7 separate regions of the Mus musculus genome follow, and all the other regions are linked to region 5. The links are chromatin loops, found by intact Hi-C in ENCODE. Cell type or tissue: left cerebral cortex. All regions are shown on one strand. Region 1 holds the start of Gm40577 (a long non-coding RNA gene). Region 2 has its middle 11 kb from the start of Gm40577. Region 3 holds the start of Ppp2r5c (protein phosphatase 2, regulatory subunit B', gamma). Region 4 overlaps Dync1h1 (dynein cytoplasmic 1 heavy chain 1). Region 5 holds the start of n-TIaat6 (a tRNA gene). Region 6 holds the start of Gm35558 (a long non-coding RNA gene). Region 7 holds the start of Dync1h1 (dynein cytoplasmic 1 heavy chain 1).

Evidence for each region. Hi-C counts contacts between places; a loop is a spot of excess contacts. Peaks named below come from ENCODE experiments on the same cell type or tissue, not always from the same donor. Only the 100,000 strongest peaks of a DNase experiment are listed, where the experiment ranks them.
Region 1: it touches region 5 in a loop (5-fold over the local background); 29 of 42 quality-filtered maps call a loop at or near these places.
Region 2: it touches region 5 in a loop (3-fold over the local background); 27 of 42 quality-filtered maps call a loop at or near these places.
Region 3: a loop joins it to region 5, with 2.6 times the contacts of the local background. A loop is called at or near these places in 26 of 42 quality-filtered maps.
Region 4: a loop joins it to region 5, with 3 times the contacts of the local background. A loop is called at or near these places in 8 of 42 quality-filtered maps.
Region 6: it touches region 5 in a loop (2.4-fold over the local background); 18 of 42 quality-filtered maps call a loop at or near these places.
Region 7: it touches region 5 in a loop (7-fold over the local background); 36 of 42 quality-filtered maps call a loop at or near these places.

The regions. Positions count from the first base shown.
Region 1 is chr12:110,417,085-110,421,084 of GRCm38, forward strand. Gm40577 (a long non-coding RNA gene) reads right to left here and starts at 980. Exons shown (of 3, transcript XR_873021.2): 1 at 922-980. In left cerebral cortex, CTCF peaks have their summits at 1,836 (motif pointing right) and 2,043; DNase peaks (open chromatin) are centred at 236, 1,597 and 1,852.
Region 2 is chr12:110,427,452-110,431,451 of GRCm38, forward strand. No RefSeq gene overlaps it. Among named protein-coding and RNA genes, the nearest start is that of Gm40577, 11 kb to the left of the region's middle. In left cerebral cortex, no CTCF peak of the experiment used is centred here; DNase peaks (open chromatin) are centred at 2,086, 2,357 and 2,630; H3K27ac peaks cover 995 bases.
Region 3 is chr12:110,443,573-110,447,572 of GRCm38, forward strand. It overlaps Ppp2r5c (protein phosphatase 2, regulatory subunit B', gamma), which reads left to right and starts at 3,652. Exons shown (of 16, transcript NM_001373949.1): 1 at 3,652-3,813. The coding sequence starts at 3,787. In left cerebral cortex, no CTCF peak of the experiment used is centred here; DNase peaks (open chromatin) are centred at 2,461, 3,000, 3,427 and 3,966; H3K4me3 peaks cover 1,412 bases; H3K27ac peaks cover 1,222 bases.
Region 4 is chr12:110,659,867-110,663,866 of GRCm38, forward strand. It overlaps Dync1h1 (dynein cytoplasmic 1 heavy chain 1), which reads left to right. Exons shown (of 77, transcript NM_030238.2): 65 at 958-1,118; 66 at 1,288-1,399; 67 at 1,489-1,673; 68 at 1,867-1,980; 69 at 2,652-2,822; 70 at 2,976-3,193; 71 at 3,307-3,410. Among named protein-coding and RNA genes, the nearest start is that of 1700001K19Rik, 21 kb to the right of the region's middle. In left cerebral cortex, a CTCF peak has its summit at 2,319; no DNase peak of the experiment used is centred here.
Region 5 is chr12:110,841,469-110,845,468 of GRCm38, forward strand. It overlaps 4921507G05Rik (RIKEN cDNA 4921507G05 gene), which reads left to right. Exons shown (of 2, transcript NR_152102.1): 2 at 941-2,336. It overlaps n-TIaat6 (a tRNA gene), which reads left to right and starts at 3,870; the gene lies at 3,870-3,943. In left cerebral cortex, CTCF peaks have their summits at 669 (motif pointing left) and 2,391 (motif pointing left); DNase peaks (open chromatin) are centred at 2,386, 3,307 and 3,812; H3K4me3 peaks cover 1,716 bases; H3K27ac peaks cover 456 bases.
Region 6 is chr12:110,606,765-110,610,764 of GRCm38, forward strand. The region is part of intron 1 of Dync1h1 (dynein cytoplasmic 1 heavy chain 1); the gene reads left to right. It overlaps Gm35558 (a long non-coding RNA gene), which reads right to left and starts at 2,080. Exons shown (of 2, transcript XR_381950.4): 1 at 1-2,080. In left cerebral cortex, a CTCF peak has its summit at 2,265; a DNase peak (open chromatin) is centred at 2,245; H3K27ac peaks cover 239 bases.
Region 7 is chr12:110,598,158-110,602,157 of GRCm38, forward strand. Dync1h1 (dynein cytoplasmic 1 heavy chain 1) reads left to right here and starts at 3,238. Exons shown (of 77, transcript NM_030238.2): 1 at 3,238-3,697. The coding sequence starts at 3,448. Gm35558 (a long non-coding RNA gene) reads right to left here. Exons shown (of 2, transcript XR_381950.4): 1 at 2,596-4,000; 2 at 1-2,207. In left cerebral cortex, a CTCF peak has its summit at 576 (motif pointing right); DNase peaks (open chromatin) are centred at 307, 597, 1,516, 1,820 and 5 more places; H3K4me3 peaks cover 2,534 bases; H3K27ac peaks cover 3,254 bases.

The DNA.
Region 1 (4,000 bases), 420 kb before region 5:
ATTTGTGTGTGCACGTGTGTAGAAGTACACACGCATACATGAATGCTCGCGGAGGTCAGCGGTCAACACTGGGTTCCTTCCTCAATCATCCGCCAACTTATTTTTTGAGACAGGGTCTCCCACCACACTTGGAGCTCACTAATTTGGCTAGGCTGGCTGGCCGGTGAGCCCTAGAGCATGCGCTGTCTCGCTCAGCTTGGCTGGCTGGTGAGCCCCTGAGCATGCGCTGTCTCGCTCAGCTTTCTTGTGGGTGCTGAGGATCTGAACTTGCACAACAAACACTTCACCAACTGAGCCATCTCCCCGGGCCTCAGTCAGCACTTGTCGTGATTAATTTAATGTACGGACGATACGCAGCCACAAAGTACCAGCTATTTGATCAAACGTCCATCTGTGTCTGAGGTCACTTCTGCATTTTGATAACAACGGAAGCCCGGCCCCAGCAATACACCCTGTTCTCCATGATGTCAATGGGCTTCATCTAAGGAGCTGAAGGCTTGGAACAAAGCCATCAAATCCAACTGTGAGAGGTCTCAGTCAGGAAAGCCACTTGCCGCAAAGGAGTTAGAACTGCTTATAGACTGACCAAAGTCCTTCCAACTTCCTAACAATTCCAATTCCTGACACCGCGATGACATGCCCGCCACACCCTACAACCCCAGACCACCATGAAAATACAGTCCACAAGCCAGAAAAAAAAAAAAAAAATCCCAGTCCATTCCCCGCCCCCTCCTTTTTTGTAGCTAAAATTCCTCCTCAGAGAAGGCATTAGCAAAGTCCACCTCTCCTCCTCCGAAGGTCGCAGGAACACGCCAAGGCATAGTTCTGCCAAAGTGAGTGGGAATCAATGCATTCCTTGGGCTTCTGTACAGAGGGTAAGGCGAGGGATTACAAACACTAGCCACACCTAAAAAGCCTCACCCAGCAAGGACGAGGGCCATCCCTGCAGCCACACAAACAGTCCCGGGGCTGGTCCTTCCCGCCTCTATGTACTTTAGCCCCTCCCCAAGGCCTCGAGCAGAATTGCCACGGGGTAGGGAACAGGTGGATACTTCAGGCAGAATCTAGAGCCCTACCCCACCCACTAGGAGGAGGGGCATAAATGGTCAACAAGCCCCGCCCGCGTAACCTTTTGCAGGGAAGAAAGGCTGAATGCTCAAGGTGACATTAGGCGTAGACATTTATTTCTGGCAAGTGCTACGTCCCTGACCCAGGGTCACACACACACACCTGTTGACTGTACTGTGTTTCCTGTTAAAATAGGAGGAGCCCAGTTCAGAGCCCCAGCACCGGGTTGCAGGCAGGGCAGGCAGCTGAGGTGAAGCAGAGACAGGAGATCCCAGGACCTTGCTGGCCAGCCATTCTAGCCAAAGGGCCAGTTGAAAGTTCAGTGAGAGACTGTTTCAAAAGGTAAGGTGGAGAAAGATAGAGGAAGACATCCAACATTGATCTCTGGTGTCCCCGTGGTCACAAGCCAGTGAACACACCCACATGCACACATCTGTGTGCACGCCTGACAATACACACACGTGCGCGCGCGCGCATCCATGATGCACACACAATGAAAAACCTAGCATGCAGCCCCAATCACTAACCAGAGAAAGGAAACTGAACGAGATTGTCCTCAAAGCTTTGTTCATCAGCCTAAAGGGTACCAGGGACAGAAGGCTGTTCCCAAGTGTCCTTGGCAGGGTGGGAGTAGAGTGGCCTATGCTGGCACGTTCTGTCCACCTTCCAGGAATAGGCTGCCTGCTGCCTGCAGAAAGGCCAGAGGCTGACATGCGGCAGAGGAAGAGGGATGCAGGCCTAATAATAACTTGAGAAAAACCACCCAGCTGAGAACTCCTAGATGCAATGATAAGCTTTGAACACCAGATGGCGCTCAAGGATCATAGTTGCCCTTTTTTTTTTTTTTTTTTTTTTTTTGAGACAGGGTTTCTCTGTGTAGCTCTGGCTGTCCTGGAACTCACTCTGTAGACCAGGCTGGCCTCGAACTCAGAAATCCACCTGCCTCTGCCTCCCAAGTGCTGGGATTAAAGGCGTGTGCCACCACGCCCGGCCATAGTTGCTTTTAATATCTTGGGCCACAGAAACCACTCATCACTGAGTACATAAGCTTGTTGGCTGTGATTAGCTCCATCCTTGCAACTACCCATGAGGTATTTGGTGTTTCTATTTTACAGATGAAAACTGAAGTTTGAGATCATGCAGTGACCCTTAGCAGAAGGCTCATCACCACGATGGTCACCCTGGGAACCCCAAGCCATTGTGTAAACATTCCAGAGGAAATCTTCCAAGGATGCTCTATCCACCTGTGAGCTGCTGAAAGTGTGTGCCCTAGGGTGAGCCCAAAAAGGGTCCAGCAGTGGGCGCGCGGGGGCAGGGGGGGTGACAGTGGCTGCAGCGCATGCCTTTAATCCCAGCACTTAGACAATCGCAGAAGGATCTCTGAGTTCGAAGCCAACCTGTTCTACAAAGTGAGTTCCAGCACAGCCAGGCCCACACAGAGAAATCCTGTCTCCAAAACAAAAACAAACAAACAACAAACAAAGGGTCTGGCAAATGTGCAGGCTTTTGGCCAGACAACTGAGGCTCTGAGCCAGATCTGAAGTTTCTACAGGACCACATACTGGGATGGGGCAGTATGACACCAGAAAGAGCCCTCCTGCCTGGCTACCAGTTTTAGCTGGGGTTTTACTGCTGTGAACAGACACCATGACCAAGGAAAGTCTTATAAAGGACAACATTTAATTGGAGCTGGCTTACAGGTTCAGAGGTTCAGTCCCTTATCATCAAGGCAGGAACATGGCAGCATCCAGGCAGGCATGGTACAGGCAGAGCTGAGAGTTCTACATCTCCATCTGAAAGCTGCTAGTGGAAAGCTGCTTCCAAGCAGCTAGGATGAGGATCTGAAAGCCCACACCCACAGTGACACACCTACCCCCAACAAAGCCACACCCACTCCAACAAGGCCACACCCTCCAATAACACCACTCCCTGGGCCGAACAAATACAAACCACTACACTATCTAAACCCCATTACACGTGGTCCTGCACATAGGCCTGGGGACTCTGTGCAGAATTCAGGGCCACATCCATCCCTCAGCTCTGCAAAGCCCAACACTCATGGTGCTCCTTCCTGGTAGATACTTTGGGGACAGGGGGACAAATGGAGGAGAAGGTTGGAAAGAAGGGGTGTCACAGACAGACTGCAACAGGGCACAGGGCTGTTTGGGGGACCTGTGAGAAGGTTCCAAGAAGCTGGCATGACGAGAGGGAGGCTTGCTGAGTAGGACAAGGGTGTGTCACAAGAGGCCACCACGCGAGCTTCGGAACAGAGGGTTACCCTGCAGCTACAGAACCCTGTGCTCCAGAGAGCTCAGAGCTCCCGAGGTGTAGGGTAGAGCCCACGTGTAGTTATATAGCTACACCAGGAACCTGGAGGTATACTGCTTGAGAGAATGCCAGGAAGTCAATCCTTATAGCTGTGCTGGGAGACCAATATCAGTCTGCTCTGGAGAGGAGACTGGGCTTGAAAGTTCAGCTCACACGCCACTGCACACAGCCAGTCTCCCTCCCGGGACCAGATCTTTGCACACTTATACTTAGGCCCCATCCTTTGGCAAACCTTCTCCTCCACCTAGAAGGATCACGGCTGATTTCACCCAGTTATTTACCTACTTGTTTTTTGGGTTTTTTTAAAGATGTATTTATTACTATAAACAGGTACACTGGAGCTCTCTTCAGACGCACCAGAAGAGGGCATCAGATCTCATTATGGGTGGTTGCTAGCCACCATGTGGTTGCTGGGATTTGAACTCAGGACCTTTGGAAGAGCAGTCAGTGCTCTTACCTGCTGAGCCATCTCAACAGCCCTACTTACCTTCTTGTAAAAGTAACTTTTATCCCCCTGTACAATTGTCATCTCTGAGGCTCACCACCTCAGTCTGCTAACTGAGACCTGGTCACGAAAGCGTCTAGTCACCGTATAATCTAATCC
Region 2 (4,000 bases), 410 kb before region 5:
GGAGGAGGGGTGGGGGTGGGGCTTAAAAATATGCTGAGTCACATGACCCACCGGCCCACTGACTTTAAAAAAATAATTTCTTTTATATTTTATAAATATATTTTATGCACATTGGCATGTTTTTGCCCGCACGTATGTCTGTGTGAGGTTGTCAGATATCGGAGTTACAGACAGTTGCCATGTGGGTGCTGGGAACTGACTAGAAGCGGAGTCAGCCAGCACTCTTAACCACTGAGCCATCCCTCCAGCCCCACGTCCACGGGCTTCTTAAAGTTCTTCAGTAAACTCAATCCTCTGAAGAGATTCCAAATGTTTGTTTGTTTGTTTGTTTGTTTGTTTGAAATGTGTATTGGGATTGTGTGACCAAAATCGTAGTCACAAGGCTGTCCTTGTCACTCTTCATCCTGAGAGGAGCCATAAGAGGCCAATGCTCAGGTGCCGCTTTAATGGAAGCAGGTGGCCAGAGTCATGGACAGCAGGTGACAGACGGGGTAGGGGTGCAGAGGAGCAATGCCTCATCACCTTCCGTGTGCGTGCGTGCATGCGTGCGTGCGTGCGTGCGTGTGCGTGGTAAGGATGAGACGCACCACAGGGATGCTCGGCTTCAGCCTGACTACCCGCAGATGGTAGAAGCATCCACCACTTCCCTGCTTAGCCTTCAAGGGTGAGAGGAGGGAATTAGAGGCTGGAATGAAGACTGTCCCCTCGGAAAGCAAAGGCTAGCGCTAGCTGCTGCCTTGAAGGAACTTGCTGCCTTTTGGCGTCGAGCCCCTGAGGAGGAGATGTGAACCGCAGCAGCCAGGGCGCGGCAGCAAGCCTGTGAGAGGAAGACCACCTCCCACATTACCTCCATACCCGCTTTGTAGGAGTTTGTCTTAGCTGGGGTGTCTATTGCTGCAACGAAACACCACAACCAAAAAGCAAGTTGGGGAGGAAAGAGTTTATTTGGTTTACACTTCCATATCGCTGTTCCTCAGGAAGATGGTGTCAGGACAGGAAAAGAAGTCTGAGCAGGAACGCAGAGCAGGAACCAGGAGGCAGAGCTGATAAAGAGGCCATGGAGTGATGCTGCTTACTGGCTTGCTCCCCATGGTTTGCTCAGCCTGCTTTCTTATAGAACCCAGGACCACCAGCCCAGGGATGGCACCACCTACAATGGGCTGAGCCCTCTCCCATCAATCACTAATTGAGAAAATACCCTATAGGCATATTGTATGAAGGCATTTTCTCATGGGGTGTTCTCTCCTTTCAGACGACTCTAGCTTGTGTTAGTTAAGTTGATGTAAACCTACCAGCACAAAGGCAGATGCTAGGAGTGTCCACAGGCCCTGGCAGCTCAGTGGCTGGTCCTTGATATCTGCACAGCAGAAAGAACTTGTACTTTGCATCATGAGACAAGAGGTCCAGCTCCAGCATCACCGACCCCTCCAATCTTAGTCTGTACCACAGTTGTGTATTAGTCCCCCTTCAGGAGCACCCCAAACTTAATAGCATTAAGCCCTGCAGACAGTGGTTCCACCCCAAAGTGGTGAGGGTCCCCTACCTCGGGAGGACACTAGTTACCATGTGGCTGAATTGTCTCAGGGAATAACACACAGGCACCCAGGTCTCTGGACCTTGCCTGGTTTCTGGAAATCTGCTGTAACACTGAGGACCCTGTCGCTGCATTTCTCACTAAAGCTGTGACTTCGGATGAAATCACCACGTTGCCATTCCACCTCTGCCTGCACTCAAATATTTAGACACACTACCCGTTTCTGGCTGGTGCTGGGATCAAAATAATAATAAAAACTTCAGTCTGCAAGGGGCAGAAGGAGAGAAACTGGCGGTTTGTTATCGCAGCGCTCTTCCCAGGTAAACAAAACTAATAATATCTGCTTAATTAACGAGTGCCAACCTGCCTGTGAGGCCTCACCTCCAAGGGTTTCTAAGCAGCCTACACCCACCCACCCTTCTCAGAGAGCCCTGCCAATAAGCAGAAGAGGCAGATGGAACTGGGCATCGAAGATGCAGTTACTACAGGTGCACACTGAAGCCAAGCGCAGACTCTCCTTCAGTCAGTCATCCCTCTCCCAGCTCCGTGTATCCTCTATGCCGGCTCCTTTTGGCTGCTTTATGAGTCACCCGCAAAACAAAGTAGCTTAAAATGGTAAAGTCACCATCTCCAGTACAGTTAGTCAGTGTCTCAGGGTCGTCACCCACTGGTGTCCACCTGTCCTGGTGCTGCCTGTAACTGGGGACTGTGGTTGGGTTGTTGGCCTAGTACCCACTCAAGGCCAACACTTCCTCCCGGGGCGGGGCCACGCTGTAAACCCTCCTGGGGGCGGGGCCACGCTGTAAACCCAGGTTGAGAATGATGGAAGCTCCTCCCCATTTTGTACACAGCTCAGTGCCAGTGAGGTTACTAGTCTCAGGGCCTGTCCAGGTCAGGAGAGGGGTGCAGATACCTCACCTCTAGACACAGTGAAAAGAGCTAGAGCTCTTTCCTAACCCCTGTGTAGCTTTTTCAGCTTCGAAGACTGAGCAGGCATGAGCCCACGCCTCTACCCAGGAAAGCACCCCCAGACACTAGGCTTATTTCTGCCCTTCTCTCTTTCCCAAGGGGAACAGATGGAGGCTGAGATCCGCAGGCAGCAGCCTTAGGCCGCAGGGGAGGTGGATCAGTGGAGATGTGGTCTTAGAAGAAGAAGGAACATGACGCTCAGCTTCCAGCTTCCAGCTTCCAGCTTCCAGCCCTGGCTTCGGGAGCCGCACCAGATACAAAGGAAAGCAAAGGCTTTGTCTGGTGACGGGTTGTGTCCACAGCAGTGCTGAGGCTGGGCTCAGTGAGCTCCTTTGTTAAGGGTTTTCCTTTCGCAGCTGGGCCTGTTTTGGGGTCCCTGGCCTCATTTGTATCCAAAGGGCAGCTCTGGGTCGGTTCTGAGCTGAGCCCGGACAAAGTGATGAATTCAATACTGGTCCGATAGCTCAAGGGAGAGTACAAATCTCAGTGCAAGCGCAACAGGCAAAACAGGGTCTTCCCCCTGGACCTGGACACAGCAGCAGCTATGAAAGGGACTTCCCAATAGGAAAGCAACACAGTCAGGTTTGGAGTCAGTGGGTGGCTCTGGCTGCTGAGGAGAGGATATTTCCCACCATGTTGGAGCTGGAACCCAAGCCCGGTGCATGTTAGACAAGCACTGAAGCACTTGACTGCATCCTTCGCTTCAAAAGCCCTGTACCCTGAGGACAGTATGGTCCAAGAAGCCCCTCCCCCCCAGGGCACCAGATTCAAGGATTTTTTTTTAAGATGTATTTATTTTATATATGGGAGTACTCTGTGGCTGTCTTCAGACGCACCAGGGGAGGGCGTCAGATCTCACTCTAGATGGTTGTGAGCCACCATGTGGGTGCTGGGAATTGAACTCAGGACCTGTGGAAGAGCAGTCAGTGTTCTTAACCTCTGAGCCATCTCTCCAGCCTCCCCCACCCCTTTTAAAGATGTTTATTTATTTATTTTATGTATATGACCCAGATTCAAGGCTTTAAAGGCGCTCGCCATCCACACTTGAAATGTAATTCTTTTTTTGTTTTTTGTTTTGTTTTGTTGGTTTTTGGTTTTTTGAGACAGGGTTTCTCTGTATAGCCCTGGCTGTCCTGGAACTCACTCTGTAGACCAGGCTGGCCTCGAACTCAGAAATCCACCTGCCTCTGGCTCCCGAGTGCTTGAAATGTAATTCTTTTGTGCTAGGAGACTAAGATTTGGAAGGGTTTTATTTTGTGTCTGCAATTCTTCAGCTGCAAAACCTGTCACTGAGTCTCTACTGCAATCTAGTGACAGTCGCTGAGCATGGCAGGGGGACTCACTCCTTGCCATCATGCTGCGGAGCCAGGGTCGAGCTGGAACCCCCTGCCACACCTAGAAGGATCCCAGGCTATGGGCATCCCAGGCCTGCATCCAACCTCCCTCCATCCACGATGTTCTTTAACAGCCTAGTGACCCAGCCCTGTACTCTGCCCT
Region 3 (4,000 bases), 400 kb before region 5:
TGATCCCATCTCCTTCCACGTCCCCAGCCTCACAAGTCAGGCTGCGACAGGCTCTTTCACTGCTTCTTTAGAAGTCTCTCCTAACCTCAGAAGTTCAAGCACTGAGATTTGCTTCTTACCTTAGTTCTTGGCCCTGGAGCATTATAAAGCCCACCCTCCCTTCCCTGCCATCTGAGCTGGATCACAGATCTCCCCTACTTTTCTATGTAAGCTATGACTTGATGGGTGTCCTCTATTGATTTTACCACAAGAGAGTGAGAGAGCCTCTCATGTATTGAGTATCCAGTTTACTTGCTAAATCAGATGCCGGCATGAAGGATGCTACCACACCTCCCTTTCCTGTTGCGATTGCACCTGCACACACACAAGTTCCTGCTTTACACAAGCAAGTTCCAGCCTGGCTGCCATCTCAGCCCCAGGTGCATTCTCGATGCCACCCAACAGTGGCCAGGAAGCCTTCACCACGGCTTGTCAACAGTCTCAACTCTTCCGTGCTAATCTCAAAGACTGCAAAATTCCCTCCAAACTTTTAACTGTTTCAGGGAATCTCTGTATTCACATGGTGCCCCCTGCACTTCATCAGACAGGCGATATGCCACTCCACATCACACAAGTGAAGACTGACATCCTGGGATTCCTCCCACAGACTCTCCTAATCCTATGGCTCAGCCTCAGTTGCCCATCTCATTACCTATAGCAAGAACCAGGAAACTGCCGTCATAGCACAGAGGCACATTAACACACACCATATAGGAAAGGATGCTGTATTGAGATCTCCTCTGTGGATGCTTCCCCTCGGGTTTCTTGCCTCAGCTGCATGCCTTGCTACCCAGCATGTCTTGCTGCCCATAGCCAGGACAATGCCCTCAGTCCTCCCCAACTCATCTTTAGTTCTGCCATGTCCCTGTTAAAATGCCAATTATGTTGTGTGACAAGCTCTTCTGGGGAGATGTCACACACACACACACACACACACACACACACACCTACTTACCCAAGACCAAAACTCATAACAGACCAAAGTACAGATACCACCAAAGTCCAACTTGGTGAACTCATTTAAGTTTTATTGGGGTTACACACAGGAGCATAAATGACTCAAAGGTCGCTCCACCCACCAAACCCCATCCCAGCACCGGTGACGGCTCACAAAGCTGGAGCACACCACACAGACTGCAGGTAGCTCAACTCATGAGAGGGTGTCCTTTCCAGGTGCCTCAGTTGGTCTAAACCTCTTCCTGGCAACTAGTCTGGTGTGAGTCTTCTTCCCGGCTTCCTACCTCTGAGGGAGGCTCTCAGCCTTTATTGGCTATCCAGCAGGGAGGGGCCTAGAGAATCTGGTCAGCTTCGGGCACTTTCTGAAGCTATGGTGCTGTTTACTTTCCTGTTTAAGGAGCTTCCCTGAAGGACAGAATGTTTCCATCTCATGGACACTGTTGTACAACAGCCAGGACATGTCAGCATCCAGCTACACATACTCCTGCAGCCTTCACTGTGCTGAAAGACCAGCCCAGCTCCCGTCAAGCCATTCGCCTTAGTTCAGGAACTGTCCTTCCCCTTTCCTCTCCAGCCACAAGGAAACATCTTGCACCTCCCGTTATCCTGTCCCTGAATTAGACCATCTCCACCCCTTTCCTTCGGACTTGCCACCCATCCTGCAGGATGGCACAGGGCTTCTTGTTCCCATCCAGGCATGTGACTTCTCAGGGAACAAGGGAGACAGACACCTTGCTCACTAAGGGGCTCTTTGTGCTGTACTGAACATCATGGATGTCCAGCAAATGTCTGTCAAATGGATCAAGGATGTGCAATCCTGGGTCATGCCATGATACCGGCGTATTTCATGAAATCAGCGTATTTCCTTGAAAGCCCAGACTCCTCCTTGTTCCATGGCCAAAACGCAGTAACTTCAGATCTACTTACTCTTTCCTGATTTAAATTTGTACCATGCTTACTACATTGATAGCGCCTAATTTTAAAATTTCAAAGTAACTCGTGGTATTTTTTTTAATTATTTGTTTCAAGGAAAGTATTAATCCACTTAAGATTCTGTCATATACCCATTCTGTAAAAATACCCATTCCAGTCTGTCACGATTATCTGCAGATTAGTTTTATTTTGGTGAACATTCAGACACCAGCAGACACAACTTACTCTCAGAACCTCCTACAGCACCTCTGGGTTTTGATAAATCTCTCTTTTTTTAACCCCCACAGAGCTTGGGTGAGAACAACCAAAAATGCTTTGCTTGGCATTTACAAGAGTTAAAACAAAAACAAACAAAAACCAAGGGTTAAGATACATCGATTTTTCAGTGCCTTGGCCTGGGTACGTAGCTGAAGTCTCCAGCGTTTGTCTAGCAGGCTCAAAGCTTATGACGAAGGCACCTCCTAAATCATGAGTGAGCGCCTGAAGTCTCCTGCACTCGAAACAGTTCACTCCTACAGTCTTCCTTCTGAGTGCTCCCCCTTAGCATAGGATGTCAGACACTGACAACTCCAAAAACAGGACTGTATAAGTAGCGAATTAGCTTCTTCCCTCATAAAGAGCTACTAGAGAAGTGAGAGAATCAAGTGATCCCTGGTCTTCATGCAGTTTTCTCACAGGCTAACGACCACTGGTAATTAAAGAATAACAAAGACGCAGGGCTGCTCAGACGTAATGGGCTCGGAAAAAAAGCCTACACTGATCTGACTACCTCCCTGGTGGGCCGGGGCGATGGGTGGCAGTGTGCAGGTAGAGTCTCAGAGTGAGCAGCTGATGGGCTCGGCCTAGGTGGATCCAATCCCTAAGACGTAAGGTGGGCGGTGCCTACATTGGGGAAGCCGGTTGCCTTGCGGGTGAGTCTGGAACAGAGAAATTTCGGCGTGCAGGACCACAGGGGAACTAGGCAGTCTACACTTGGACCGCCGTGGGCAGAGTCTGCTCTGGGGAGAGTTCCTTTGCTCGCGTGGGCGGGGACGAAAGGAGAGGCGTGGACTCTATAGGCGGGGCTGAGGCGAGCCCCGCCTCTGAGGCGTGCGGTGGGCGGAGCGTACCCCGGAGCCAGCAGCATTGCCTTCGTGGGCGGGGCCTAATGGCCCAAGGAAACCGCCGCTCGCGCGGTCCCGGGTCTCCTCCGCACTGCACGAGCGTCACCGCTACCAGGCTTATGGGGTAGAGTTTTTCGTGCCTGGAAGGCTACAGAATAGTCGCCATACATCTCACATGTGCATTCCCGCTCCTCACTGTCCTTTGCTCTCCTCCCCGTCCCGGCTCAGCGGCCGTGACTTTATCACCTCCGTTGTCCGCACACGCCTCCCTCTCCCCAGTAGCTCCCTCCCTGATGGCTCCACCAAAACCTTCACAGCCCGGCACACGAGCCGGTCCGCACCGAGGGGGTGGGGACAGGCCGCGCAGTGGGCGGGGCGACGCTGCGGAGCGTTAGGGCACGTGGGGCCGTGTCGGCCAATGGCGTGGCGTCGTTGAGGGCGGCGAGGCGGGGAGAGGGCAGCGTGGGGCCGGCGCGGGGCGGGGCCTGGGGCGGGGGCGGGGCCTGCCGGGAGAGGGGCGGAGAGACGCCGCCGCCGCTGCCGCCGCCGCCGCCGCCGCCGCGGCTGCCGCAGCCTCTGGGAGCCTGGAAAAGGGGAAGCGAGAGCGGACGAGCGACTCAGTCCCCGGGCGGCGGCTGCAGCGGCGGCGGCGGCGGCCGGGGCGGCGCGACGGCCGGGCCGGGGGCGCTTCTGCTGCTGCAGCGGCAGTGGCGGCGGGCGGAGGCAGGGGCGGCGGCGGCGGCCCGCACCAGCCATGCCGAATAAAAACAAGAAGGAGAAAGTGAGTCGGGGCCGGGGGCTCCGGGACCGGGTCTGGGGTCCCCGCGTCGGCGGGTAGGGGCGGGGCGGCAGGTCGTCCAGGCTCGCGGGCGGGCCCAGGGCGCTGGCAGGATTGCATGGAGCTGGGGAGGCCGCTCAGGCTCTGAGGTGGCGCTGAGGTGCCGCGGTCGCTCTGGGTGGCGGCTGAT
Region 4 (4,000 bases), 180 kb before region 5:
CAGCCTAAGCTAAATAATGAGCTCTTGCCTCAAAATAACAAAATCACCATTTTAGGAAACCATTTAGGGAGATGGCTCCTACGTTGGCGGAGGGAAGATCAGATTTCTGATTCCCCCTCACGTTATCACCAGTGACCATCAGAGGCTGGAGCGGGCTAGGAACATAGCTCAACTATAGAATACTTACCTAGCAGGCATAAGGTGATTGAGTTCATCTTATTGGAGTGAAAGCAATGCCTAACAAAGATGAGTGGGGATTATCTTTGTGTCATAAAGACTCTTTGAGTGCACCTGTGAGTGCCACATAGGTAAAGACCTGAGTTCCATCCCTGTGACCCATGTGCTGAGAGAACCAGCCCCACTAGTTGTCATGAACTGCATGTGGCCGCCACACATACACATGCAACATAAAAATTCCCCCAGGGCAGCCAACATAGCCCCACTCCATATAAAGAGACCTTGTCTCAAAGATGTTTTATTTACTTATTTTGCTAAGCATGATAACACATGCCTTTAATACCAACACTGAGGAGGCAGAGGCATGTAGATCTCAGAGTTCAAGCCTAATTTAGTGTGACTTCAATGCTTCCCACAGCTACATAGTGATATCCTGTCTAAAAAAATAATAATATACCCCACACCAGTGGTAAGACCTTACCGCCAGGGGGGAGTGGGTGGGTAGGGGAGTGGGGGTGGGTGGGTAAGGGGGACTTTTGGTATAGCATTGGAAATGTAAATGAGCTAAATACCTAATAAAAAATGGAAAAAAAAAAAAAAAAAAAGACCTTACCGCCAGGTATCTAATACGACATTGGAACAAAGACAGACGCTCCCTGGGTCCAAGAGAAACAGGAGGCTGGGGTCCGAGCTGGATCTCGGGGGCTTCGTGCCTGGCTGAGCTGGTGCTCTGGTGGAGATGTCAGCACCTTTACCCTCCCTTGCCACGCCTCGTTTCAGCTCCCATTGGGCAGGCCATCCACCGCCTGCTCCTGATTCAAGCCTTCCGACCCGACCGCCTGTTGGCCATGGCCCACATGTTTGTTTCCACAAACCTCGGAGAGTCCTTCATGTCCATCATGGAGCAGCCTCTCGACCTCACCCACATTGTGGGCACAGAGGTAATGGATGTCCTCGTGCCCCATCCCTGCTCCCCATGCACCCTGTGATATAGCCCAGACACACTGCTTCTTGGCTGCAGTCTTCCCCGAGCCAACACTACCCTCAGGCCTTCTCCTGACAGGTCCTGTCTTATAACCCGTCATCTGGGGTGTGCCATGTCATTTACAGGTGAAGCCAAACACACCTGTCCTGATGTGCTCTGTGCCTGGGTATGATGCCAGCGGACATGTTGAGGACCTCGCAGCAGAGCAGAACACGCAGATCACGTCTATTGCCATCGGTAAGGATGTGTGCTGGTTTCGTGAACACCGGGCAGCCTGGAAGCATAAGGCTGCCTGCCGTGGTTCACACTTGTCTTCCTTGTCTCAGGCTCAGCAGAAGGCTTTAACCAAGCAGATAAGGCCATCAACACCGCCGTGAAGTCAGGCAGGTGGGTGATGTTGAAGAACGTGCACCTGGCCCCGGGCTGGCTGATGCAGCTGGAGAAGAAGCTGCACTCCCTGCAGCCCCACGCCTGCTTCCGACTTTTCCTCACCATGGAGATCAACCCCAAGGTGAGCTGAGGGTGCTGGTGCCTCTGTCAAGCCTTTATCAGAACCAGTGGGTCAGCTGGGTGTGGTCACATGTCTGCAACCCCAGAACTTGTGATGCTGGGACAGGAGGATTGCTGCAAGCTTGAGGTCAACCACACATTGTCTCTCCAAAATAAAAGAAGACATCAATCACAGAGACTACCTTCTCCCTCAGGTGCCCGTGAACCTGCTCCGTGCTGGTCGGATCTTTGTGTTTGAGCCACCACCCGGAGTGAAAGCCAACATGCTGAGGACATTTAGCAGCATCCCTGTCTCTAGGATATGCAAGGTAAAGCGCGCTCGCTCTCTCTGAACACACGTGTATATAAACCCACGAGCAGGTTCCTGCCTGTGCCCGCTGGGAAGGCAGAAGAGTGAGGAATGTTGCCAAGCGAGCAGATGCACCCCGCAGAGCTGTGGCCCTCAGTCCTCTGCAGAGCGTGCGCTGTCCCTGTGCCACATGAGGACAGGGTACCTTCAGCTCTTGAGGTTTTCAGGTGTTTTGTTAGGTGCTGAAATCTACATTTTAAGAAAGCCTATCTTCTGGACTGGAGAGGTGGCTCAGCGGTTAAGAGCACTGACTGTCCTTCCAGAGGTCCTGAGTTCAGTTCCCAGCAACCACATGGGGGCTCACAACCATCTGTAATGGGATCCGATGCACTCTACTGGTGTGCATGAAGAGAGCAATGGTGTGCTCATACATATAATAAATAAATAAAAGCCAATCTTCTAGAAACCTGTCTAAATTCAAGGGCCATTCTGCCAATCCGGATCTTTAGAAAGCTAGGTGCTTTGGTCAGCCATATTGCTTGATTCTGGTGCTGCCTGCGCTGCCGGTCAGATGGTTGAAGGGTGGGGGTGGCTTGTTCTGCAGATCTTTGCTTCTGAAGTAGGATCTGGTTTCCTTAGACAAACACATGCTTTCTGACGAATCTGTCTGTGGTCATTTTCTTCATCTAGTCTCCAAATGAGCGCGCCCGCTTGTATTTCCTGCTGGCTTGGTTCCATGCCATCATCCAAGAGCGCCTGCGCTATGCTCCACTGGGGTGGTCAAAGAAGTACGAATTTGGAGAATCTGACCTTCGATCAGCTTGTGACACGGTGGACACGTGGCTGGACGACACAGCCAAGGCAAGTTAGGCTACATCACCCATCCCGTGATGGGGGCAGACAGTGGATCTGAACTCAAGGGAGGGCTGATACTTTGTAGCAGCCAGAACTAGACTGCAGCAGAAAGCTGGCCCCTCCAGGGTACACATGTAACCCAGCCTCTGTCCTCCCCAGGGCCGGCAGAACATCTCACCGGATAAGATCCCATGGTCTGCCCTGAAGACCCTGATGGCGCAGTCCATCTATGGTGGGCGGGTGGACAATGAGTTCGACCAGCGTCTGCTCAACACCTTCCTGGAGCGGCTGTTCACCACCCGCAGCTTCGACAGTGAATTCAAGCTGGCGTGCAAGGTTGACGGGCACAAGGACATCCAGATGCCTGATGGTATCAGGTGCGGCCGCATGTGGGAACAGAAGTCAGGCTTGGGGGAGGGGTGTTTGGGGGGAAAGCGTGTTTGGAGCCACAGTCTACCGGACTCTGATTCCAAATGTCCTGCTTTCTCAGGCGAGAGGAGTTTGTGCAGTGGGTGGAGCTGCTGCCTGACGCCCAGACACCCTCATGGCTGGGCCTCCCCAACAATGCTGAAAGGGTCCTGCTTACCACCCAAGGTGGGTAGTGAGTCCCCTCACTCCTGGACCCCTGCCCACCCTAAGCCTTGCTGGAAGGGCTTGTTCATGGGGAGTCCTGAAAAGAAGGTTTGAGGGCTAGCTTTAGTTCAGGAGTTGGAAGCACTGATGGAGGCTTGGTGGTATGCAGGCTGTGCCCTAGCCTGGAGCCAAAGGCAGAAAACCGTGGAGTTCAACATCCAGTCTACACAGCATGCCTCAAACAACACAGCATACCTTGTATTAAGTCAGTTTTACTTTTCACGGCATTGGTGGTAGAATCCAGAGCCTAACAAGCTAGGCAGAGCTCTGAGAGCAAGCCCCCACACAGTCAACAACCATTTAGAGCCAGGCTTTGTAACTCATCCCTGAGATGCCAGCACCCACGGGTAATAGGGTAGAGAGTTCTAGGCTAACCTGGATGACATGGGACACTTTTAAAAACAGCAGGTGAGGTGACTCAGCAGCAGCAACATAGCACCAGCCTGCTACACCCTGTCCTTGTCCTTCTGGTGGTCTGACCTGACCCTTATGGGAAGGCTAAGAAAACAGGCAGGGCTAGTGCAGGCATTCAGAAGTAGGTGAAGCAAGAT
Region 5 (4,000 bases):
TGTGGGTTGTCTAAAAATAAACTGCATTTAAATTCAATAAAGAAAGAAAGAAAAAGAAAAATCCTTACCCAAGTGGTCGCAGTGAAGACTAAATGAGATGTCCCTGGTGCCCCACCCAATTCCTAGGGGCTTTTGCCTAAGGCTTGACAGGGTCTGTCACACTGCAAGTGCTTAATAAATGTTTGTCCAAAAGCCAGGGGAATCAGCACCTGTCACCTCTGTATCATTCTTATCTGTCTAGGGGCAAGCCTGATTTTAAGCATTGAGGATTCAGGACAAACTTTACCCTTTGACCCAGTTAAACAGGCAGATGGGAGAAGTGTTTTTGCTGACTTGGGCAATAGAAACCATATATCCTGTTGTTGGAGTCCCAAGATGATAAAGAGCTTTGTCAGGGGCACCTCCTGGTGGATCACTGAACCCAGACACCAGCCCATGGCTTCTGACTCCCTGTGTTTCTGTGCCCAGAAGAAGTTGGGCGCAAAGGGTTTCAACGTGTACATATTTTATGGAGGGTGTGTTTCAAACTGGCCCCTGGAACAACTGATGTGTTTTAGCAAATTAGAAGTAACATCTGGGGCTGGCGAGATGACTCAGTGGTTAAGAGCACCAACTGATCTTCCAAAGGTCCTGAGTTCAAACCCCAGCAACCACATGGTGGCTCACAACCATCCATAACGAAATCTGATGCCCTCTTCTGGAGTATCTGAGGACAGCTACAGTGTACTTACTGTAATATAATAAGTAAATAAATACATAATAAATAAACAAATAAATAAATAGAAAAATAGAAGTAACATCTGAAAAGCCCTTCTGTTTGTCTATTTTTCTTTCTTTTTTTTTTTTTGTCTAACAGTTTTCATATGCACACATTGGGAGTGAAACATTTAAATTATTTTCATTTCCCTATTTGTTTTCTGTTTCTCCATCTCACCCCAAGCCCAGAATTCACAAGCAGGACTTCGGTTTCTCTATGGAAAATGTTCTGCCTTCCTGTGACTGTGTGTTCCAGAGCTCTATGTCAAAATTTAAAAATGTGAAGAGGAAGATAAAAGCTAGAACTCAGTGACTGAGCTCGATCACCAGCCGCTGCAGAGGGGAGAGGAAGGACAAGCTTAGAGTCATGGAGCCTTAGTGAAGAAGGCCAGGAGAATCAACTCAGGCGTCTGGAAAAAGCAAGAGACACAGAGAAAAGGGGGTTGTCACACATTCCTGCTATTAGTCCCAGCACTGTGGCTTGGGGCTATGGGTGGAGGCAGGCCGATCTCTGCGAGTTCAAGGCCAGCCTGGGTTACATAGTTCCAGCTACATAGACTTTGGAAAATGCTTTTATCCTTTGCCACTCCAGCTTTCCTGTCAGGTGACTCTTTCCACCAGATCTTTTGATACAGAAGCAGGGGGACACCACCACTGCCCCTGCTGCAAACTGTCTTTCTTAAATCGTAGGCTATGTGATAACTTTGGGATAGACTCACATTCTGTGAGTCTATCCCAAATGTGATATCTTTGGGATATGTGAGTCTATCCCAATGTGATAACTTTGGGATAGACTCACAGAAGCACAGGGGGCATGACATTGAATATTTCACTGGCCATAAAAGAGGAGTGTGGCCTTCCAATTGCTTCTAATTCTCTTCTAGAATTCCCCAGTTATTGGTGTGGTGGGGGCAGAGGCAAAAATGGGGTCACACACGAAAGGAGATCTCATCACTTCCCAGGAGTCACCATGGATGATGGACGTCCAAAGTGAGGGAGACAAACCCCTGGGGCTGCCGGGAGAGGGATCCAGCACAGGATGGGGAAGGCTGGGAAGATGAGCTGGGCAGCAGGCATAGAGAACAGCCAACCCAGACTGTAGCAAGAAGCCCTTGAAGGCATCTCCGGCTAAGAGCCAACAAACAGACAAAAACAGCACAGCTGCTCTCTGGTCTCGTGCATTTGACCGTCCAAAAAAAGGAACTCAACGAAATCCACTCAGGCCAACGACTCTCATGTAGAAAGCTAAACAACAGAACACAGGGCAACACAAAAAGTTCTACTAGAAGGAAACATACGGCTGGGGGTGCGCTGATTTGGTAGTTTAGCTTGTATGAAGCCCAGGGTTCGATTCCCCAGCACGGCATAAAATTCAGCCTTGCCAGTGAATGCCTATACTCCTAACCTCAGGGAGATGGAAACAAGAGGAGCGGTTCATTGCCATGCTCAGCTATGAGGATAGCCTGGACTAAATGATACTATAGCTCAAAAACGCGAACAAATGAAAAATCAGAAAGTGGGCTATTTAAAATGCTGTGTATAAAGACACATCCACTCCCTTAAGAAAACTTAATTTTCTGTACTCTTAGCCGCCTGGTTTCTGAGTTCCGTGGGTCTCGGGTGCCCCCTAGCGTTCCCTCTTAGTCATTGTGCCTGGCCGCGTCCTGGCGTCGGGTAGCCGGGTGAGCCTGGGCACTAAGCGGGTTCTGACCCATCCCTTGGGAAAGTGGGCTCGAACTCGCAGCGTTTGCTGAGGTCGGCTTGGCTGCGGCCCTTTGGAGTGCACGACGTGGTGGTGGGAGAGGATTCACCGCATAAATACCCGGGGTGTTTAAACAGATTGCACGCAGGGACGTAGGGAAACCTGCCTTCCGTGACAGTAGGAGTCTTGCTGAAAGGGAGGGTAAAAACCAGGTGACCTCGAACTCGACTGCTCCACCTTGAACTCTTGATCCCCCTGTCTCCACTTCCCAAATGCTGGGGTTACAGGTGGGCAAGCGCCACTTCACCCAGCTATTTACTGGCTTGAAGAGTCCGGGTCTCTCTGGAAATGCTTCCAGCCTCCTGCCTCTGCTCCACACCTTTTTGAGTGAGGTTTTAGGGGAATCTGCAAAGCGGTGTTACTCTGGCCACCAGGTTGCCAGATACAAAGTAGTATTTTCATGTAAGTCCGTGATATTGTCCGAACTTAAACCAAGATGCAGAGGTGGTGGCTCTTTTGTTTGTTTTGTTTTTGAGAAAAACTTCAGTCTTGTTCACTCCATGCGTTACTGTACTTAGCAACGATTTATAAAGACATTTTTGAGCCTGGCGTGGTGGCGCGTGCCTGTAATCTTAGTATTCGGAAGGCCGAGGCGGGAGAGCTGCCTCGATTTGAAAGAAAGCTAGAAGTGAATTCCAGGCCGTGTCAGGAGGAAGCTGAAAAATCCAGAACAGGGAAATCGCGGCCATCGGCTGTCCGAAACTCCCCGAGGTGCTTCGTACGCACGGGCACTGGGGAAACGAGGAGGAGGCTGTAGAACATGCTAAACTTTTGGCCAAGAAAATGAAGGAAGCCAAAGAAAAACTCCAGGAACAGACCGCCAAGTGGCGTGCGCTGTTCTCGCTGAGAGTTTCTACTTCTGAGTCCAGTCAAAAATAGTCTTTAAGAATGACAAATAAATAATCAGACCTTGCGGGGGCGGACTAGCACGGGGTTCAGGTCCGCAGGAAGGCAGCTAAGGTCCTAGCAGCTGCTGGTGACTCGATGCTGTTAAGTTCGCGGTCGTTCTTCGCTTTCTGTCTGGATTTCCGTATTCTAAGTTTGATTCAGCTATGACAACAGCGTTAGTTCCCTAGTTTTCTCGCTGCAAATATTCTCGGAGCTCTGACCGGCAACGGATATGTTTCCCCTATGGGGTCTGGGTTCTTTGTAGGACCCCACCCCCGCGTCAGTTTCTTCATCTGCTCAAGGAGTAGCACACTGAGCAAGGGCTCGGGTGGGGCGGAGAGCGCTTGGGAGAGAGGCGGGTGCTTGGAACCCTGGGGAGAAGGGGAGGAGCCAGACAGCCTGGAGCACAGGCTCCTACAAGGACAGACCTTGTAGACTGTCTGAGAGCAGACCTTAGCCGTCTGGCCGGTTAGCTCAGTTGGTTAGAGCGTGGTGCTAATAACGCCAAGGTCGCGGGTTCGATCCCCGTACGGGCCAGGGGAGTTTGTTTTTAGAAGAAGTTTTGCAATTTGTAAGCACTACCATTCTAAATTC
Region 6 (4,000 bases), 230 kb before region 5:
GTTTGATGGAAAGGATTTTTGAAGAACTCTGAAGCTAGTCTCGGCAGTTCTTGAGTGCATTTACTGAGGTGGGAATATTGATGCTGGAAAGACAGCTCAGTGGTTAAGAGCACTCACTGCCCACAGTGACTCATAGCCGTTGTTAGCCTCTGTGGGCACCAGACAGACAATGGTACACAGATGCATACAGGCAAAACACCCATACACATAAAGTTAAATTTAAAAAGAGATAGGAGTGTTTGGCTTATTCTATTTCATATCAGTTATTTTTCTTCTAAATTAATATTAACTGAGAAAGTACTGAGTCCTTGGAACTGCGATGTATCTGAGTTAGCAGGGTGCTTATCTAGATAGCTTTTGGGTTGATCCCCAGCACCTGGTTGTGCATAACCCCAGCACTGGGGAGGATCAGTTCAAGGTTGAACCCGAGGCCAGCCTAGACTATATGAGACCTTGGCTCCAGAAGAGAAGTACCAAGTACGAAGTTCCTTAGGCATTAGTAACTGTCTTTTTCAACAAACTTCAGTTCATTGAAAAGTTCAATAAGAGCTGGGCAGTGGTGGTGCACACCTTTGATCCCAGCACTTAGGCAGGTGGATTTCTGAGTTGGAGGCCAGCCTGGTCTACAGAGTGAGTTCCAGGACAGCCAGGGCTATACAGAGAAACCCTGTCTCAGAAGAACAAAAAACAAAAACAAAAAGAAAGAAAGAAAAGAAAGAGAAGAGAAGAGGTCATTAGGAGAAGTAAGTGGAATGTAATGCCTCCTTCACGCACCTGAAAGGATGCAAACTGTCAGGTTGAGAAAGCCTGTATTTCCCAGAGTTCTTAGCCCACTGCCAGCATGGGGAGGTGTGGCAGGGAAGTCATGGTCCGCGGCACCAGAGATGAGAAAGGGATAAAGCTAAAGCTATCACATAAGAGGGTCTGTGTGGTGATGGTGACCATCATGATACGGTGTTGGTCAGTTTTAGATTTTAAAGGGAAAAGAAGATGAAAGAAAAACCTAGATACTTGTAAGGAGTCATTTGGTGTGGGTGTAGGGTGAATGAATGAATGCCTTCCCCTGCTCCGGTTGGCAGACGCTGGAGGGATGGACCAGGCTTCGCCCCTTTCCTCCTGCCCGGTCAGCACACTTGAAGAGATGCCCTCAGGTGAGGGCAACGCGGGCTTACTGCAGTTGCTCCTAATTTGCACTAGTAGTTTGGGATGTATTGGTCTGTCTGCGGAAGCGTGCATGTTCAGATGTTGCTGCGGGCTGGGCAGTGTCTGCCAGTGTGGCCCAGCACAGCATGCAGCTCAGGACCTGGGTGGGAACAGCACATCTAGCTCTGCCATTGAATTGTCCACCCCTGTTAACTGTATTAATCAGCAGTCTACAGACACCAGGAAACTGACCGGAGAGTTTAAATTGTTTGTTTGTTTATTTATTTTAAAGATTTATTTATTTATTTATTACATGTAAGTACACTGTAGCTGTCTTCAGACACTCCAGAAGAGGGAGTCATTACGGCTGGTTGTGAGCCACCACGTGGGTGCTGGGAATTGAACTCAGGACCTCTGGAAGAGCAGTCAGTACTCTTACCCACTGAGCCATCCATCTCTCCAGCTCGGACTGGTTTGAGATTTAGTGAAGTGTGACATCCGGACAGAACGTGTAGGTGGGTCTGTAAGTGAGCTGCTTCCCATTATTAACAACGAATGATCAAGTGTCCTTCCTTCAACTTTAAACATTTTTATCGAAGTAGAAAGCCAACTTTCTTTTTACTATTTATAAGATTAATAATTTACAGAGTGATAAAAAGGGAGAGAGCTACCACAAACACACCCAGTTCTAGAGATGACCTATAACTTTGGCTCCCATGGGACTCACTGTGTAGACCGGGCTGACTGGAAGTCGAGGTGATCCTCCTGCCCCTTGCTCCCCACGGCTGAGATGGATTACAGGTGTATGCCATCAAGCTTGATCTTCTGCAAAAAGCATATTTGATAATTTATCAAGCATAATACTGTGTAAGTGAGGTTTGGGCATATTCAGACTTTGATTTCCGTATTTATCAGGAACTTGGATATACAAGACTGACCCAGGTGTATTTCTCTGAGCAACTAGTAATGACTTCCCCAAGTTACTCTTAGGGGTGCTGGAATCTCACCCAAGCAGCAGGGCTGTTCCCGGTTCTTCCTGTCTGGGGATTACATCACTGGGCGTGCCTCCCTGAGCCAGCCTGAGCTGCTTTCTGCTGCACTGCAGTGCTCCTAGTGTCGAACTGAACTGCAGCATTCGCTCCTGAGCCTGGCTCAGACCTGTAGTGGGCGGTGGAGCCTGTTGGATCAGGGAGTACAGGCCACAGGCTGAGAGCCTGTGTCTGGCCTGTCTCTTCTGTGATTGTATTTGTGTGATGATGGGCATTGGGGAAAAGTACTTGGCCGTGTTACTGGGATGCTGTGCGGCGAGGCCTTGTGTGACTGCGGAGAGCTTAGGAACCACAGTGCAGGACACGGGCGGCTCTGCTCTCTTTGGTTTCCTTTCTTCCTCTTTTTTTTTTTTTCCATAGGTTTTTTTTTTTTTTTTTTTTTTTTTTTTTTGTAGTTTTTTTTCAGGTAGGGTTTCCCTGGGTAAACAGCCTGGCTGTCCTGGAACTCACTCTATAGAGCAGGCTGGCCTCGAACTCGAGATCTGCCTGCTTCTGCTGGGATTGAAGGCTTGCCACCGAGCCCAGGAAGACAATATTTCTTAATCCACTGCCTTGACAGCTGCAGGGCAGGGCCTGTCTGTGCTTTGTCTTACGCTGGCAAGTAGAGATTGCAGGCATAGGTGTGATGGCTCTCAGGCAGCAGGGTTGTCTTATAATATAGCTATATCTTGTAATATATCTAGATTTGAGTGCTTGGAAAGTCAGCTGATTTATAAAGGGTTTTTTTTTTCAGTAGTTTTTTTAAAGTTAAAAAATTTAAAACCAACTTAGGCATGCAAAAGCAGTTTCCTTGGCCCGCCGGGGTGGGCTCTGCACAAGAGGAACACACTGGATCTCTGGCGAAGCCTGGCTTCATAGTCTGGGTGAATCTGGATGAATGGCCCAGCCTCAGTGGCGGGCACTTGCTCCACCCCCAACACCCCCCAGCACTGGGTAACAGCTCTTGGTGGTCACACTCCACGCCCTTAGACAACTGACTGTTGTTGGAGCAGTGTACAGTAGAAAGACACCAACATTGAGTACCTACAGGGGTTTGCTTTTCAACACCACCCTCGCTACACAGTCTCTTTCCTCAGCTGAGATGCAGAGTACTTACACAGTCAAGAGCAGGGACTCCCAGGCCTAGGAGAGGTGACCTGCATTCTCTAGGGTGGACACTGCCCTATGTTCTTTGTGCTTGGGGCCTTCTGGGTACTGCTGGAAGATGCCAACTCCTACAGGATGACAGTAGTTATTTTCAAAGCAAGAGGTGGTACTAGATACATTAGAAAGTTCTTCTACCTACTTCTTCCTTCTCTTTCTAAAATTATATCAAAAAGTTGTTTGGAAAAAACTTTCCTTGATAGAGACCTTAAGTATCATGCCTTTAGGTGTGAACTTGGCTTGTAAAGTCAGTTTATAAAGATGATTTCCATCACAGCATTTGCGTATACAGGTGTCCTTTTACTTTGTTATCATTGAGCCCCACTTCCTGGTGCTCTCCCCTGCTCCCCAGACATCCCCAGCTCACATGTGCCATTACCCCTTGTATTCCCTTCCCACTTAAGATGGCTTCCTCCCCCTCAGTCCCCTTTCTACTCCCTGCCCCTTAAATCCAAAGCCCACATAAGAGAGACATTGGTCTTTGAGTCCAGTTTATTCACTTAGCACAGTGATCTCCAGCTCACCTTTTGTGCAAATGTCATGGTTTTGAATTTTGCTTTTGTCTCATCTTAAAACCAACAAAGCAGACAGTGTTTGCTCAGGCTCTGTATTTTATACTTGAATTTCAAGGTTTAGTTGCTAAAAGGAGCCTCAGAGAGTACCCA
Region 7 (4,000 bases), 240 kb before region 5:
TGTTTATTCCCAAGGAGTTTGCTGGAAAGAGCAGCAGAAATGTGGTGCTTGCAGAGATGTGACATAGTCTGTCTGTCTGTCTGTCTGTCTCTCTCTCTCTCTCGCCTTGCTTTGTTTTGACTTGATTGTTTCTCAGACAGTCTTACTATGTAGCCCAGGCTGTCCTAGGATTTGCCATGTTCCTGCCTCTGCCTGTCTAGTGCTGCAACTGTATAGATTCCCACCCCCAACCCTTTTAAAGAAGTAGGCTGGATGAAAGAGACAGAATCAGAAAAGCAGAAGATGAGAGGGGGCTGGGCACCCAGGAAGCAGGAAACTTAGCTGGGGGCACAGTTTTGGTAAGAGACGTGGTTGGTTCTACTAGAGGGAAAAGGGAAGGAGCTAGGCAGTACCAGGCGCATCTAGGGCTTAGGTAAATTTTCTGCCCAGAAAGTCTTCATAAATCTTCCCTGTGGGTGGTGGAATATGGGCCGAACCACAGGCTGGCATTTGCTAGCTGACCGGGTGGCACCACACAGATGGATGGGGAGGTGGGGAGTAGAAAGAAGGCCCCCTGAAAGTGAGGAAATTCGTGACCACCAGAGGGCGCAAATGGACTTTTCCTGTTCTGATGGTGCAAGGCTTCCCTGGTCTTCAACTCCAAAACCCGGATCCAGTTCAGTCCTTATGAGGCCCATTTAATGCCGAAGCAAGACAGAAAGGGGATAAGAGTCTGGAACAAGCTTCATCAAAAGTGCCCTGCAGTGAGGTGAAATGCCAGCTAGATCCTCCAGCTGTGCCTAGTAGCGCAAATGATGTCGTCTGTCTGAAAGTATGGCAAAGAAATTCCAAATCTTTACCTGTATGTGCCCTGCCGCTCGCCTTCCTCCCATTCCTGGACTGGAAGCATACATTAAGTATACATTAAGAAAGTGTTGGGTGTTCTCCAGGCCTAAGAGCAATGTCAGATGTGGGGTTGATTATGAGTGAATGCCCCAACATGAACCAGGTATGGTAGGACACGCCACAATTCTAGGGCTGGAATTACAGGCCAAGATAGGATGATTGCTCAAGTTTGAAGTCAGCATGTACTACATACATGCTGAGTACCAGGCCAATCAGGGCTACATGACAAGACCTTGAAAAACAAAAGTCCAATATGGAATTCAGAGAAGGGGTATTTGGAAACACAGCCTGGAGGTGCTGGTTTGACAGTGGTCCCACTGAGAGATTGTGTGCTCTCTAGGGCTTGAGAGAGGGGGCAGAATACAGAGAATGAGCCTGACACGGTATCTCAACAGCACGTCATATGGTATTTTAAAGAGATGTTGGGAATGCGCAAGACCTCTACACAGTGTATCACAAATTTATGACAAAGTTGTATGTACTCTAGCCGCCACCAGCATCCCTCATCAGGAAAGAAATGCTCTTCCCAGCTCCTCTCAACACTTGAAAGCAGATGCTTTCACAGACAGGAGACTAGAAAGGCCGGGTCCCCACCCAAGATTGGCTGCGTCCTATGCCACGAAGCAGAAGGGCATCTTCAGCCAAGCTCAGCTTCCTCGTTAGCCCTGTCTCAGCCTGGCCAGCCTCTAGGATGGTGCCCTTAGAAATCTCAGCAGCCTGTGTGCAGCAGGTCTGTTCTTACTATATTAAAAAACAAAAACAGAATGTTTATTGAAAAAGCACACAGGTTTGATCCACTTGTAAATCCTTGTAAACAAATCATTTCTGTCTTCTTTGGAATGATAATAATCCAAAGTCTGAGCCTGCTATCTGTCCCCTGGCGTGGAGCCAGGTTGCAGATGAGTGAGTCCTCGGATAACTGAATGACTGCATTTCCCAGGTGCTGACTCACAGTGCAGCCAGTGTGCAATCAGCCCCACACCCACTAAGTCCCTGCAGGTTTCAGAATCTCCGGTCTTTTGTCCTTGTTCCTATCTCTGCAGGATAGGCAGAGGGAAACACTAACACAGCACCTAGTGTCAGGTGGACATTCAGTATTGATCACTGCCAGTACGCCAGCAATTCCACAGTAGCAATTCACCACAGTAGCTTTGGGTCTGTCCTCTCACCTCTGCAAGATTATTTATGACACATTACACCAGGGTGGGCTGATGGAGGGAGAATGGGGATATTTATCTGTTTTCTCTCTCTCTGTCTCTCTGTCTCTCTCTCTGTCTGGCTTCTAGAAGAATCTTCGGGCCTCCATCAGCAGCCTCTGGGACCTGGCACAGGACAATTGTGCAAGGAATAAGCATATTGTAGGGCTTCCCGTATTCCAAAGATGATTTGGGAGAATCAAGTCATACCACCATCATCCCACCAATCAGGACTCAGCTTTCTAACTCGGCATTATTATATTTTTAAAGATCATTTTGGCTTAGTTCCCTCTACCCAATTGAACAGGCAAGTTATGACCTGAACTTTCAAAGGCCAGTTACTAACCCTAAGAAAGTAAGCAAAGAGATTCTGCCCTTCTTGTCCTCCGTGTATGGGAGGAGGGGTGATGGGTCAGATGCAGGGAAACTTAGGAGCAATCTGAGCCCCTGCCTCCTGCCGATCCAGATTCCCGAACCCACAGAGCGGTGGGTGCTGCAGGTATGGGGAGCTTACCGTTGTCAGTGGATTCACTCATGCGTCCTTCTCTTACATCACCCTCGCTTGGTAAATGACACTGTGTTCAGAAGCCAGGTCCCATCGTAGCTTGATGTTCCTACTATCCAGGTTTCTTTTAGCCTACCGTTAGACTGCACTGCAGTTGCTGCTCCACCCATACCTAACCTTCCCTTCCTCAGACGCCAGTTCCTCAGCTAAAATCATCTCCCTTCCACTCTCTCCCTATCCAGTTTAGCGAAGTCATTGTGGGCATGCCCCTCATCTCCTCTGAAAAAACGTCCTCATCTTCCCAATGTGTATCTAATAACGACTGGGCAGTTGGGACTCCAGACTCCATTCATTCAACGGGAGAACTCAGGTTATTAATAGCAATGTCGGGCAGAGGATGAACTCTCACTAAATGTCAATTCTCGTCAATGCATCCTTAAAACACTATTTATGAAGCCTGAGGGGCTGGCTCTGTGATATTCTCTGCCACCTGGCAATGAAGACAGACGCGGTTCCTGGACCACTTTTGCGCAGAGTAATGGGTCCCGCCCTGCCCTCCGACTACAAGTCCCAAAAGGCCACGCGGCGCCGCACATAGCCCCGCCTCCAGTCGCATGCGTAACGTCGCGACGCCGACCGCGAGCGGGCGCCGGTGGCTGCAGCCAGCGGGCGGGGCGGGGCCGGCGGGAGCGGCGGCCTTTAGGGCGGAGCCGGCTCCGCTGTCCGCAGTCGGCCGCGGGTTAGCGGGCAGAGCGTCTCCTGTCGCCGGTTCCCCTCGCTCACTGCTCTCTCGTGCCGGAGGCCGCTCCTCTCGGCTCTCGCTCTCTCTCTTTCTATCTCTCTCCCTTCCGTGGATCCGCCATGTCGGAGCCGGGCGGCGGCGAGGACGGCTCGGCCGGCCTGGAGGTGTCGGCGGTGCAGAATGTGGCGGACGTGGCGGTGCTGCAGAAGCACCTGCGTAAGCTGGTGCCGCTGCTGCTGGAGGACGGCGGCGACGCGCCGGCTGCGCTGGAGGCGGCGCTGGAGGAGAAGAGCGCCCTGGAGCAGATGCGCAAGTTCCTGTCAGACCCGCAGGTCCACACGGTCCTGGTGGAGCGCTCCACCCTCAAAGGTGCGCGGCGCCCCCTCCCCGGTCGCGTGGAGCAGCTAGGGTGCCCGGACCGCCAGCGCCCGCACAGTGGGGTCGCTTTGTCTCCGCGGCTTCTCAAGATGGCCGAGTTGGGTGGAGACAGCGTCTCCCGGTCCCGGCTGGGCACAGGGCCGCATCCCTGCCTCCAGAGTCACATGAGCTTTTTTGGTTTCGATTCGTATCCAAGCTTAGCTCGCTTTGGGAAGAGTGTGTCTAGGACAGCCTAGGTGCTGGCCCTTGGGTGGGCTCGGGGACCGGTGGGTTGGCGGGAGCCGGAGTGGGCAG